Regions from separate parts of the Homo sapiens genome. Here region 2 is linked to region 1. Evidence: chromatin contacts called from ENCODE Hi-C or POLR2A ChIA-PET data. All regions are on one chromosome and are shown on one strand. Each heading gives the region's core, a stretch centred on a gene start or an enhancer-like site at or near the end of the contact. The rest is flanking DNA. Distances are from core to core; before and after follow the strand shown. Region 1 holds the start of RBBP8 (RB binding protein 8, endonuclease). Region 2 holds the start of TAF4B (TATA-box binding protein associated factor 4b).

Region 1 (6,293 bases), core at 1,732-4,231:
CCACCATGGTGAAACCCCATCTTTACTAAAAATACAAAAATTTGCCAGGTGTGGTAGTGCGTGCCTGTGGCCCCAGCTACTCAGGAGGTTGAGGCAGGAGAATTGCCTGAAACTGGGAGGCGGAATTTGCAGTGAGCGGAGATCGTGCCACTGCATTCCAGCCTGAGCGACAGAGACCCTGTCTCAATTAAAAAAAAAAATTGGTTTTTTTAACTTTTGAATTGGTGAAACATACTGAGCCCAAAACTGAAAAATATTCTTAGTCTTGACTTAACAAGCATCCACATATATACACATATCTATATATATTTTATAAAAGAGACAGTTGACTGATGTATTAACACAGATGAGGATCTGTATAACTTTCCAAAAACAAGAGAAGTCAGTAAGATTTAAACACAGCAAAGATCTATGAATACAGAAACATCTTAGAGTCATAAGACAATTAGGGTAATGTTACTTCATGCCTCTCTTAGAATAAAGGTGAATCATTAAGTTTATTACATAGTCCTTGAAGAAACCAACAGGTTAAGAAGTTTGAATGGATTAGTAAATATTTTAATATGTGTTCTTAAAATGAAACCATTAATTAGCTACAACTTAAAAAGTAATAGTGATCAGCAAGTCTACTAAACCTCACATCTGGCTCCTTAGCCAAAGCAAACTGATTGTTTCCTGCTAACCATTTCCTGAGGTCTCTGACAAAGGGGCTGAAAGAGTAATTCTGAAGGGAGCAGGAGTATATGTGAAGCCACTTGGTGAACCGTCAAGAGCTACAAAAATAAACTATCAAGCTTTGCAAAAATTGTGATTAGACTTTTAAAAAATAATCCAGAAACTAAATATGAGCTGGATTTTAGATATTAGGAAATTATTAATTTTCTTGGGTATGATAATGATGCGGTTTTGTTTGTTTTTTTTTTAGAAAGGCCTTATCTGTTAAAGGGATATTTACCGAGATATTTACAGGTAAAGGGATATACTCTGCGATTTGCTTGAAAAAAAAAAAATCCAGCAAAAACAAACAAAAATGGATGTTGGGTGAAGAGATGAAACAAGGGCTGAACTTCAACAATTTCTGAAGCTGGGTGGGTGCGTATACAATGGGGTTCATAATTCCAGTATTTCTCTTGTGTACATTTATTTCTGTAAAAAAGTTTTTAAAAGTAGAATTAGGTGCACTGCATTAGTTTTGTTACCAAAGAGGTTTTTATTCTATCTTTAACTCTAACAGATAAACAAATGGGCCTATATATAATTGTGAATAAAAGTCACCATTTGTTTCCCACATACCAGAAACTATAGAATATTAATATTAATATTTGTATTTATATATTATTTAATATATAATTATATATTATAGAATATTTATATTCTACCTAACCTTCAGAAAAACTCTGTAAGACAGCTACTATAATTTCATTTTAGAGTTGGGGGAAGAGGCGTAAGGCAGTAAATGTCCAAGGTCACACAGCTGGGACATGGCTATGTCAGGGATGGAAATCAAGTCATGAGACCAATAACTGTAAAATACCTCTCTGTAGCCCGCATGTTCTCAATCATAGGTGGGAACTGAACAATGAGAACACCTGGACACAGGAAGGGGAACGTCACACACCGGGGCCTGCCGTGGGGTGGGGGGAGGGATAGGATTAGGAGATATACCTAAAGTAAATGACGAGTTAATGGGTGCAGCACACCAACATGGCACATGTATGCATATGTAACAAACCTGCACGTCGTGCATATGTACCCTAGAACTTAAAGTATAAAAAATAATAATAAAATAAAGAAAAAATACCTCTCTGCAGCAAAAAGAAAAAAAAAGAAGACATAAACGATTTCTATTAAGTCAACAGTTTAAAATGAAGGTTTAATTACTTCAATGACCGAAAAAGTATTAACATATTCGTTTAAAGAGTGTAAAATAAGCATCCTTTACGTATCTATCTTCAAGTAAGTGATGTACAGTGCCTTAAAAACAAAACATAAAAACAAAACATTCAACTTGCAAATTCTGGCTCGCAAAACCCTTTCCACCTACCCGCATGCCCGGCACTTTTTGTTAGCATCTCTCTCTGCAATGAACCGTTATTCGAGGCACGACGACAATGTACATTTTTCAATCTCTCAGAACGTCACGTCTTACCTCCCAAGTTGCATTCTGGGCTCAAAGGCCTGTAATTTGTGTGTATTCCTTAGTATAAACCACTACACTGCAGGTGCTCACCAAAATACTCGCTGCCACACCACAGGTATTCTCACACGGGTAAGGCGAGAGGCACATTTCATCACACAGGGGACTTGAACAAACTGCACGGGACATTTCAGGGGTCCTCTTATGGGCGGAGCAGAGCAGCGGGGCAAAGGCTTTCCAGCCAGGTCCCTTCTCCATCCATTTCTCCCCAGGTGCCCGCGCCGGTTCCGCGTGCGGGTCTGGCCAAAAAACCTCCGAAGCGCGCGCGCGAGCCGCAGTCGGCGCATGCGCGGGGCGGGCTTGGCGGCGAAAGGCGCTTCCTCAGCCCGCGCGGGAGACCCAGAAGTAGTACTGAGGTAGCGCTCGTCCTCCCGCCGGTCCACCACCACCGAGTGTAGCCCGGGCCCGGCCTATTTCATCAGACACAACCCCAGAGCCGGGAGCCACCCCTACCCCGGGAGCCCTTCGCCAAGCACGCAGCTCCAGACCAGAAGCAGTCGCTCCGACCCAGAGCTCCGGGTGGGGTAAAGAGATTGCTTTTACTCACCGCCTCCGAGATTGCCTCGGGATTCGCGAAAGCCCCCGAAGGGAAGCGAGCACTTTCTGAGGCTGTGAAAGGACGGCTGCTCGCTTTTCTCTTTCGCCCTTTTCCCTCACCAGAGTGCCAAATCCTCGGTGGGAAAGCCGACCCCTCCGGACAGCCCGCGCTTTAAGGCCGGGGGCTGCCGGCCGGGCTCGGAGGCGGCCGGACCCGCCCCGCCCGGGAGCCCGCGCGACGTCACGCGGGAGTTCCACTTGCGTCACGCCCCTTCCTCCAGCTGCCCATCGCGGCGGCGCACTTCGTGCCCTAGCTGAGGAGCGGGCTCTTCGGTGCGGCCCATCCCGGAGGGCGATGGTTGGGGAGGGGAGCGCTACCTCGGAGCTGCCGGGAGCTACCCGAAGAGTCTGGCGACCGCCACAGCATTTCTGAATTGCGCTGGGGAAAGCTCAAGCCGTTCTGTTGGGGGAGCATCAAGCCCTTGCGGTTCTGTGAAAGTTATCTGTACACTGTGTCTAGCTTAAGCATTTTGCAGGGAAGCATGTGTAGAGTGACCTGTACCGAATGAAGAGTTAAAATTAACTGATGGGGGGTATGGACGCGGATCCGTCTAACATAGTTTTCGGCCTTGTCGCTGTTATCTGCAGTTTAGTGATGTGACCTGACAGGGTTGTGCGGTAACGCCATAGATCAAAACGATCTGTATTTTGCTGAGGTTAAACGGGAAGTTTCTGGCAAATTTGAAACGAGAAGGAATCTCCTTCAGCATTATTTATTGGGACAACATGCTGTTAGATAATTTTTTTTAAAAAGTCCATTTTTCTTGTGGCTGTTCGTTTGAGATTCAAACCGATAGTAGGTATTCCTATTTCTCCTGATTTGTAAAAGAATCGTTTTTAGACCACTAGAAATTCTACAAATGAACAAAATAGACTAGAATCAAATATCTTTTAAACCAGTCCAGTACTTTTGTGTAATTATTCTAAGACCTGGGAAGGGATAATATTAACAGGCTTTAAAAGTTTAGTACTTAGAAATCATAAATACAAAGTGGAAAGGTAATTTTTCCACCTGTCCCACATCTTAAGGGATGAATAAATATAACTTAAAAAGTTAGTATACAGAAGAGGGGTGCTAAACCTTCTATTAGCCTGTTACAGCAACTATCATTCACTTCCCCATTTTATAAGACTTAACTCCACATTTTTAAAAGAAAATGGATGAAATTTTGACTATGTAATTTTTAACGCAAGATAGGAAACATAATTGACAGAGTGAAGCTTTTATGTTTATGACAGAAATAACCTGTAATAAGTTTGTCATTTAACAGAGTATTGAAAGAGCAGTGTGCTGTGGTCTCTACTGTGGTCCAAAGAAAAACTGAGCAGAATGACCCAACCTGTTCCTATGGCCTCTGCCTGTGTCTCACTCTCTAATCCATTTATGCAAGTCAGAAACCAAAGAGTCATCCTTGACACTTTATTCATCCCTAACTTCCATATCCAAGCCATCACGCAGTCCAATTTTACTTACTAAACATGTAAATCCATCCCCTTCTCTCCATCACTACCTCCATAATCCAAGATACTGTTATTTCTTACCTAGTCTACTGCTAGGCTCCTTTCCACATCCACGCTACCAACCACCCCTCCTAAATCTTTGTTTTCACTGGTGTTCAGAAAAAAATTTGAACTTCTATTCTCCATATATATATTTAATTTTAAATTACATACATGTACTGTTGAAAAATGGTACATGATCTAATGAAGTTACAGGCTCTGAAGTCAGACATCTGGGTTTAAATCCTGCTCTAATACTTCCTTACTGAGTGACTTTGGACTGACTGCTTAAGCTCGCTGTCCCATTTTACCTACCTGTAAATTGAGGATAATAATAGTACCAACCTCACAGGGTATTAAGATTAAATGAATATATGTAAACTGCTTAGTATTCAGATATATACTATGTGCCCAAAAGCTAGCCATAATTAGTATTTCTTAGCTAATATGATTATAATCCATTTTAAAAGCATTTTTAAAGGATAAAAAATAGAATAAAAATACATCTTCCCTCCTCCACCTTAAATTGTGTCTACTTTGAGACCACTTCTCTATACTGCAGCTACTGTGATCTTGAAAAGTAAATCTGTTAATGTCACTATGCTGCTTAAACCCTTTCAGTGGCTTCCAGTTACTCTGTGAAGGAAGCCCCTTTGAATTGCCTCTGCTACCCCTTTGGCTTTATTTCCAGACATTTTCTGTCCTCTGGTCTCACTAGACTTTTGATGTCTCCTAGGCCATTGCGTGCTATTGTCTCTGCCTGGAGTTCTCCACCAAACCTACCCCCACTCTTTGCCCCAGCTATCTACTAATCATGTTTTTATCTTATTTCAATAGTCTCTTCTACTAGATCCTCCTACAGTACCATGTAACCTCCCCATCTTACAGTTTTTATTGTTTTAGTTATTTAATTAATTCTGTCTCCCCACTGGACTGTAAATTTCTTGAGATAAAAAACCACGTCTTGGGCCAGACTTTGGGTGGCTGAGGCAAGAGGATCACTTGAGGCCAGGAGTTCAAGATGAGCTTGGGCAACATAGTGAAATCTTGTCTCCTATTCTAAAAATCAAACCAAAATAGCTGGACACAGTGGTTCGTGCCTCTAGTTCTAGTTACTGTGGAGGCTGAGGTGGGAGGATTGCTTGAGCCCAGGAGTTCAAGGCTGCAGTGAACTATGATTGTGCCACTGTACTCCAGCCTAGGTGACAGAGCGAGAGACCCTGTCTTAAAATTAAAAAAATAAAAAATAAAAAAGGTTTGTTCACCCTTTTATCTCCAGGAACTAGCCCAGTGTCTGCCACCAAATCAATATTCTATGAATGAATGAAATGGGCATTCCCTGGTGGATCCCATTTCTATGTAAATGGAAACCTTTGGGTACATTCAAAATTCTTAGATTTTTAAATGAGATTTTATATGGCCACTTTAACAATGGAAATGGCGGGCATCCTCATAGATAGGTTCTAAAGCTTTAAGAACCACATGGAATAAATTTTGAGGTTCCAAAGATCTGCTGAAAAAACATCTTTAACAGAGAAGCAGTTATTTTGAACTCTTCATAATACTGGGTTTCTCATATGTTGTGGCTTAGGACAGTACTTCCCAAACTTTTTCAATTTCAGCATGCTTAGAAAATGAACACTTGTGTTATATATTGTAATGAAAAGATGAGGCTGCTTCCATCCAGTGGCAACAGAAGTTGAGACTAGTCACCTCAGGCCCAGTGCTGCCACCTTCAGGGCTAGGTTTTTAATGTCCCAGCACACCTATTGGAGGCCCCTGGCTAGAATGCTGAATTTAAATAAACTAGTGAAATAGTTAAAATGGTAAGTTTACATTATGTATATCTAGGCACCAATTTAAAATAAATTGTGTGATAGCAGTACAGACTCTAGGATTCTTAAAAGTAAAGTTTTGGAACTCACGTAGATTTAAAAGTCATCTAACTCAAGCCATTTACAAATGAAATCCTGTAGATTCTAGAATCTATGCTTAACTC
Region 2 (6,293 bases), core at 2,560-5,059, 3.3 Mb before region 1:
ACTGTCATGCAGAATTTATCCCAGTTTATGACCTAAAAGAAGGAATCAAGTCCTTGCTTATCATTCTCAAACAGGTGATAGACAAGATGAAGAATATCAAGAAGAACCACAGTTCAGCCTAAAACCCCACATGTTCACAAAAGACTGAAGAAATTACTGAAAACCTTTTATTAATATTTCCTCAAATATTCTCTTGTGCATTCTTTTTATTTCAAGCTCCTGCTCCCTAGAAAAACCTGTGGTGCATATATATGTATATGTGTGTGTGTGTGTGTATATATATATATATTTTTTTTTTAAACCAGTTCTGTTCATAGATGAAACTCTGAAGTAAAGAGAATCAAATACTTAAAGTATTCATTATCTTGAAAAATGAAGAACTGACATATATAAGCACCCTTGTGTAATCAAGTGCTAATTCTTGGTATGCAAAGGAAATAGTACAAGATTCAGGCCAGCGCAGTGGCTAACGCCTGTAATCCCAGCACTCTGAGAGACCGAAGCAGGCTGATCACTTGAGGTCAGGAGTTCGAGACCAGCCTGGCCAACATGGTGAAACCCCATCTCTACTAAAAATACAAAATTTAGCCGAGCATGGTGGCGTGTGCCTGTAATCCCAGCTACTCGGGAGGCTGAGACGGGAGAATTGCTTGAACCCGGGAGGCGGAGGTTGCAGTGAGCCGAGATTATGCCACTGCACCCCAGCCTGGGCAACAGAGTGACACTCCGTCTCAGAGAAAGAAAAAAAAAAAAAAAAAAGAAAGAAAGAAAGATATAAAAGAAATAGTATAAGATTCATAACCTTTTTAAAAAGTTACTTTAATCAGTGTTTCCATTTTATTCTTCAACTATTGGTTATCTTATTCTATCCAATAAGAGCACAAATGTAGTTAGTACACCCTTCTGCCACACGTCAGCAGAAAATTCCCAAAAGCAAATCCCCACTTCCTCTATAACGACCAATTCCTAAAGACAACTTATCTTCTTTCTCTCTTTTGTATGGGTTTCTCAGAGGTAAATAGCATGCAATGTTTTAATACAGTGCTAGGAACATAATTAGACTATGGTCCTAGTATGCTATTATTTTAACTCTGCCAAGTTTCAGTTTTGGTTCCTTGGTATATAAAATAAAAGACTGGAATCTAAAGTTCTCTGAATCACCTTTCAGTACTGACACTCAATGAGGCATACCGTACACATACAAGTAAAAAAATAAGCATAGCGTTGTGGAAAGAATAAACAGACCTGAGCTAAAACTCCCCCGACACCTATGGGTTGCCTGGCATTGGACAAATTATTTACTCTTAGAGACCTCTTTCCTTATTTGCTACCTACCTATTATGACCAACAAATAAAAGAATATAAATAATTTGTTAAAAGTGCTTAGCATGATAAGGCCCCAATCCTCCAGTAAGTGATTCACTCTCACTTACCAGCAAATTTTCACTCTTGACAGTTCTTTCTTTGGGGGGTTGGGGAGGGATGGGGAGGAACAGAGTCTCACTCTGTTGCCTGGGCTGGAGTGCAGTGGCAAGATATCTTGGCTTACTGCAACCTCCACCTCCCGGGTTCAAGCGATTCTCGTGCCTTAGCCTCTCAGACAGTTCTTTCTTAATACTTTTTTTTTTTGACTATTTATAAACAAACTTCAGTGACTAGACAGGATTTACAGTTTAACAAATTAGGGGGTAATTTCATTCTAACACATTCAGAACTACTTTATAAACATATATGCAGAATAACAACTCAGAATAACAATTTAGAACTGCCAAATAATGTATTCGGTGCTGCACACTGCCGTAACAGTGCCTTAACAATTTTACATACCTTGTATACCATATAAAACTGAAACAGAACTTCATAAAAAGTGAAATCTATCCACAACGTGTATGACTAACTACAACATTAGATACAAAAAGGGTCCCTGTCATTTTATTAGGGGATATAGAATCTTTTGAATCAATGCTTCCCCTTTTTTACCATCTTTGCAGTTCAGAGTTCCAATTACTGCTAAACAAAATTAACAGAAAGCAAACTCCAAGAGACTTTCAGTAAAGAAAGGCTGAACACCCCAAAATCATTCAGCATATTTACAATATGTAAATTATCACAAAGCAAAACCTTTATACAAACCATGAAATACAGCCCAATAGAGTAAAAAGCCCTAGGATAGAAAGTAGTGAAAGACTCATTAACAGTAGCGTTGACACATGGCTTCAATTGCAACTGTAACAATTGCATGACTGATCTGTTTGTCAACTGTGGCACGTGTTCCCAGTCAGGGGTTCTGCTAATTGAAAGTTAGAATCATAAGACATTTAAAGATTGTGCAGGAACAGCATTATTCGTACTTGGTACTAGAAAGCAGTAAACCGATTCTGACTTGGTTAAATTTAAAAATCTCTTTCAGTTGTAATACACAAGAACTTCACTGTTAGGCCGTACGCGGTGGCTCACGCCTGTAATCCCAGCACTTTGGGAGGCCGAGGCGGGAGGATCGATTGGGCCCAGGAGTTCGACGTCGGTGAGCCATGATCGTGTCACTGCACTCCAGACTGGGCGACAGAGCGAAACCATACCTCATTCGTTCATTCATTCATTCATAATTAATAAAATAAGTACAACGCACTTCTACATAATCTAAGCGTATGGAAATCCACGGTATAAACCGGTCCATCCTCCACATGGAAATTAACTTCGGCTATATTATCTCCTCCACCTAAGAGCCAGTGCCTGAAAGCCCCCCCGAATACGCTGATGTAGCTTTTTACTGTATCACTTAGGTGAAAAGATTCTTTCCTTAAATATGAAAAGAAAAACTATGTAGTAATGACACAAAAAGAATATGTTAACTGTAAAGTCAAGATTATGAAATGTTCCCGTGGCTCAGTTTTTTTAGGAGCAATCTGGAGCTGCGAATTTTCCCGTCGCCGCCAGCTGGACCGACAGACAAGGCTGGAAAGGGTTATCAACATACCTGGAGGAAGCTGCAAATTAGCAGGAAACTGGATTGTCGTGGTGTTGGGGGCTTTCACGGCGACTATCTGAGGAGCAGGCAGCCTAGGGCCGCTGCTGACTTTAGGAGGGGCGCTGACCGGAGCCACTTTGGTCACCAGGGTCCCCACGGGGGACCGCAGGGGCTGGGACGCCGTGGGCTCCACGCAGACGCTGACAGGAGCCTTAGTCACGGCGCCCAGGGCCACCGGAGTGCTCTCCACCCGCACCGGCAGCGCCCCGGCCGGGGCCATGGTCACGGTCCCCGAGGCGCTCACAGCAGCCGGGGGAGCGGCGCCGGCGGGTTCGGTGAGGCCGGCGGGCATCCCCCAGGGGCTCAGCGGCAGCTTTGGCGCTGCGGTTCCGGGAGCAGAGGTGAGGGGAGGCTTGGCGCGCGGCAGCCGACTCCGGTGCGGTTCGGGTTCCACAGCATCGCTGGGGAGAGGCGCGGGGGCCGCAGCAGCGAAGTCAGTGACGGGCGCCCGCTGCACGGCAGGACACGCGCGTCCCGGACCTTCCTCTCGTCCGCGCGAGCCTGGGCTGCCCCCGGAGCGACACCCGCCCGACCTCTCGCAGCTTCCTCAGCGGCGCTCACACGTGCGCTGCCTCAGCCCTGCGCCTCAGGCTCGGGTCCCGCTGCGGGGGAGCCTGGACTTGCGGCTCCCGGAAGGTCGTCGCTCACACCTCGAGCCTAACTGCGCAGCTGCTCCCCCGCCAGAAATTTCAAAACTACGAACCCCGAGTGCCCACAGCCCCCTACGCGCGATTGGCACGGCCCCGCCGCGCGGCCACGCCAGCCATGTTTATATAGCCACGCGGAGACCTCGCGCACGCGCCCAGGCCGCCGCCACCGCCCCGGGTTTCCCCGGGATCCGGCCGCGTGATTGGCCAAGGAGCGGAGCCGCGCCCGTGACGTCACTGGGGACGGCTCCAGGGAGCGTTAAAATCTTCCCCAGAATCGCCAGCAAGGAGGGGCGATGCCAGAAACCTATCACGTGGGAGGGGCAAGCTGCACTTGGAAAACTGCGGCATCCGTGTTCCTCTCCTTGTGTCCCCTGTAGTGTGTTCCTCGAAAAGCCAGCACTAGACTATCTCCAGGATTCTATTTTTTAAGGAGAAAATGGGGAGGACTGATTTCCGAGAAGAGTGACTCAATAAGAATTCAATCACGCATTTTCAGTGTTTTTCTCTGCTGTCTTCACACTGAAGCGTTGCTAAAATTCGCAGTTAGAATTGACATTGTAAAAATTAAAATGGCGTATAGTTTTATAGTCTGTGAGATGTGCCTATTTTCATATTTTAGAGTTAAACTGCCTAAAATCTTAAATGGAAAATCGTTTCTTCTTTGGTGCTGCTATAGGTGTCTCTATCACCTCTAAACATTAAAATTGTATGTCTGTCTTCTGAAAAACTTAATGCCTTTTGATATCTATATAATTAGATTCTAGCACTTAGATATTAAGCGTGATCCTAGATATTATCTGGATAAATAAAAGGTGTTGAGTGAATCGATATGAAAAAACTTGCCTGTTTGTAATGCAGTCAGAGAAGATGCCTTAATTTCAAGCTAAAGTCATTATATTGTATGTTTGTAGGAACCAACACTGCACTGAAAGGCGATTTTACAAGTAGGCAGATGCTATGATCTGAATGTTGTGGTGTTTTGTTTTGTTTTGTTTTGTTTTGTTTTGTTTTGGAAACAGGATCTAACTCTGTCACCCAGGCTGGAGTGCAGTGGCACCATTGGCTCATTGCAGCCTCCACCTCCTGGGCTCAAGTGATCATCCTACCCTCCTACCTCAGATTCCCGAGTAGCTGGAACCACAGGGGAGCGGCACTATGCCTAGCAAAAACGGGATCTCGTTATATTGTCCAGGCTGGTCTCCAATTCCTGAGCTCCCGCCTGGGCCTCCCAAAGTGCTAGGATTATACCCCCAACTGAGTGTTAAAATGCTAAAGCTGGAGTTGATAATATTAGAAGGTTGGGCCTTTGAAAGGTGATTAGATCATAAGGGTGGAGCCCTCATGAATGGGATTCCATTCAGGACAAATCATGTTAAAGTGATGAATATGTTAACTTGATTTAATTATTTCACGACACATACAAATGTAACATGATACCTCATAAATACATACAATTATTATTTGTTAGTTAAATACATTAAATAAATAATTTTTTTAAAAAAAGAAACCTCAGAAAGATCCCTCACCCCTTCCAGCAAGTGAGGTTATGGTAAAAAGACTGCTGTCTAGAAAGTAGACTCTCATCAGATACCACATCTGCCTTGATCTTGAACTTCCCAACCTCTGGAATTATGGGACATGAATTTCTCTTTTTATAAGCTACCCAGTTTATGATATTTCATTATAGAAGCCCGAGTGGACTAAAATAGCAGGCAACCTGATGGTTACAGCTCCTGCTTTTCCCCCTCTCTGTAAACGTGTGCCGGCACGTTTAGATAAGATCTACTCACAAGATCTAGTAAAGTCCACACACTTACTACCTTTACTGTCTCTCACTTCTTGACCAGTCTAAATCCATCTCATGACCTAAACCAATCACCCTCCCTTTCTATGGTGAATTCCCTGATCACTTACCTTCTAGCAAATGCCTCAAAGTGGAGTTGGGGAGAGAAAAACTCAATTTATTGAGCACCTCCTGTGTGCTGGTCACCAAGAGATGCATTTCCTTTTTCTAACTGCTTCATTTTACAAACTTAAAAACTGCAGTTAAAAGAGTAATGTTTCCAAGAAGCTGGAATTCAAACTCATCAGTATGATGCCAAAGTACATCTCTTTCCATTACTCCAAAACGTCTGATTAATCATGTATCCCACAGTGCCCTTGGCAAAATGCCTTGAGCATAAAAGGCATTTAATAAATACTTGCTAAGGTAATGAATTGAATGAAGCTATGCAACATTTTCAGTGAAGCAAAATGGTGTAGTGTATTTGAATCTTAGATATGTTCTTCACTAACTGGCCAAATTATCCCCGATTTTTTTCCCTCCATATAGTATGTTTCAATAGATACTTGGGTACGGAAGCATCAAAGTTTGTTTATAGAACTCTCCCTTTCTAAATTTCCACTAGACCCCCACCATCAATTCACACACTTTGTTTAGATAGGCAATTAACCTCCACCATCAAATTACAAAGAGACTTGGTTGGGGAACTATATTTTTTCATAAAGTTAACCTCATGCATTTCCCTCTCTCTCTCTCTCTCTGGTGTATGTGTGTGTGTGTGTGTGTGTGTGTGTGTGTGTGTGTTTCGGCAGGGCAGGGCTGGGTGGGGGTG

The links. A loop is a pair of places that touch in the nucleus more often than their neighbours do. ChIA-PET counts read pairs that join two places held with the same protein, here RNA polymerase II (POLR2A). Pooled maps may share reads with other maps.
Region 2: a loop to region 1 is called in a map with no recorded cell type, with 21 times the contacts of the local background. The contact joins the promoter of TAF4B here to the promoter of RBBP8 in region 1. A Hi-C loop is called at or near these places in 1 of 37 single-sample maps with no recorded cell type and 7 of 50 pooled maps. POLR2A ChIA-PET finds 5 or more read pairs at or near these places in 2 of 52 experiments (OCI-LY7 and activated CD4-positive, alpha-beta T cell).

What each region holds. Positions count from the first base shown.
Region 1 is chr18:22,930,016-22,936,308 of GRCh38, reverse strand. It overlaps RBBP8 (RB binding protein 8, endonuclease), which reads right to left and starts at 2,981. Exons shown (of 19, transcript NM_002894.3): 1 at 2,745-2,981. It overlaps RBBP8-AS1 (RBBP8 antisense RNA 1), which reads left to right and starts at 2,545. Exons shown (of 5, transcript NR_198963.1): 1 at 2,545-2,721. It overlaps MIR4741 (microRNA 4741), which reads right to left and starts at 2,960; the gene lies at 2,871-2,960. RefSeq lists enhancers at 2,188-2,237, 2,598-2,727, 2,411-3,251 and a silencer at 2,858-2,937.
Region 2 is chr18:26,223,961-26,230,253 of GRCh38, reverse strand. TAF4B (TATA-box binding protein associated factor 4b) reads right to left here and starts at 3,809. Exons shown (of 15, transcript NM_005640.3): 1 at 2,978-3,809. The coding sequence starts at 3,320. RefSeq lists a silencer at 3,170-3,329 and enhancers at 3,980-4,079, 4,110-4,179.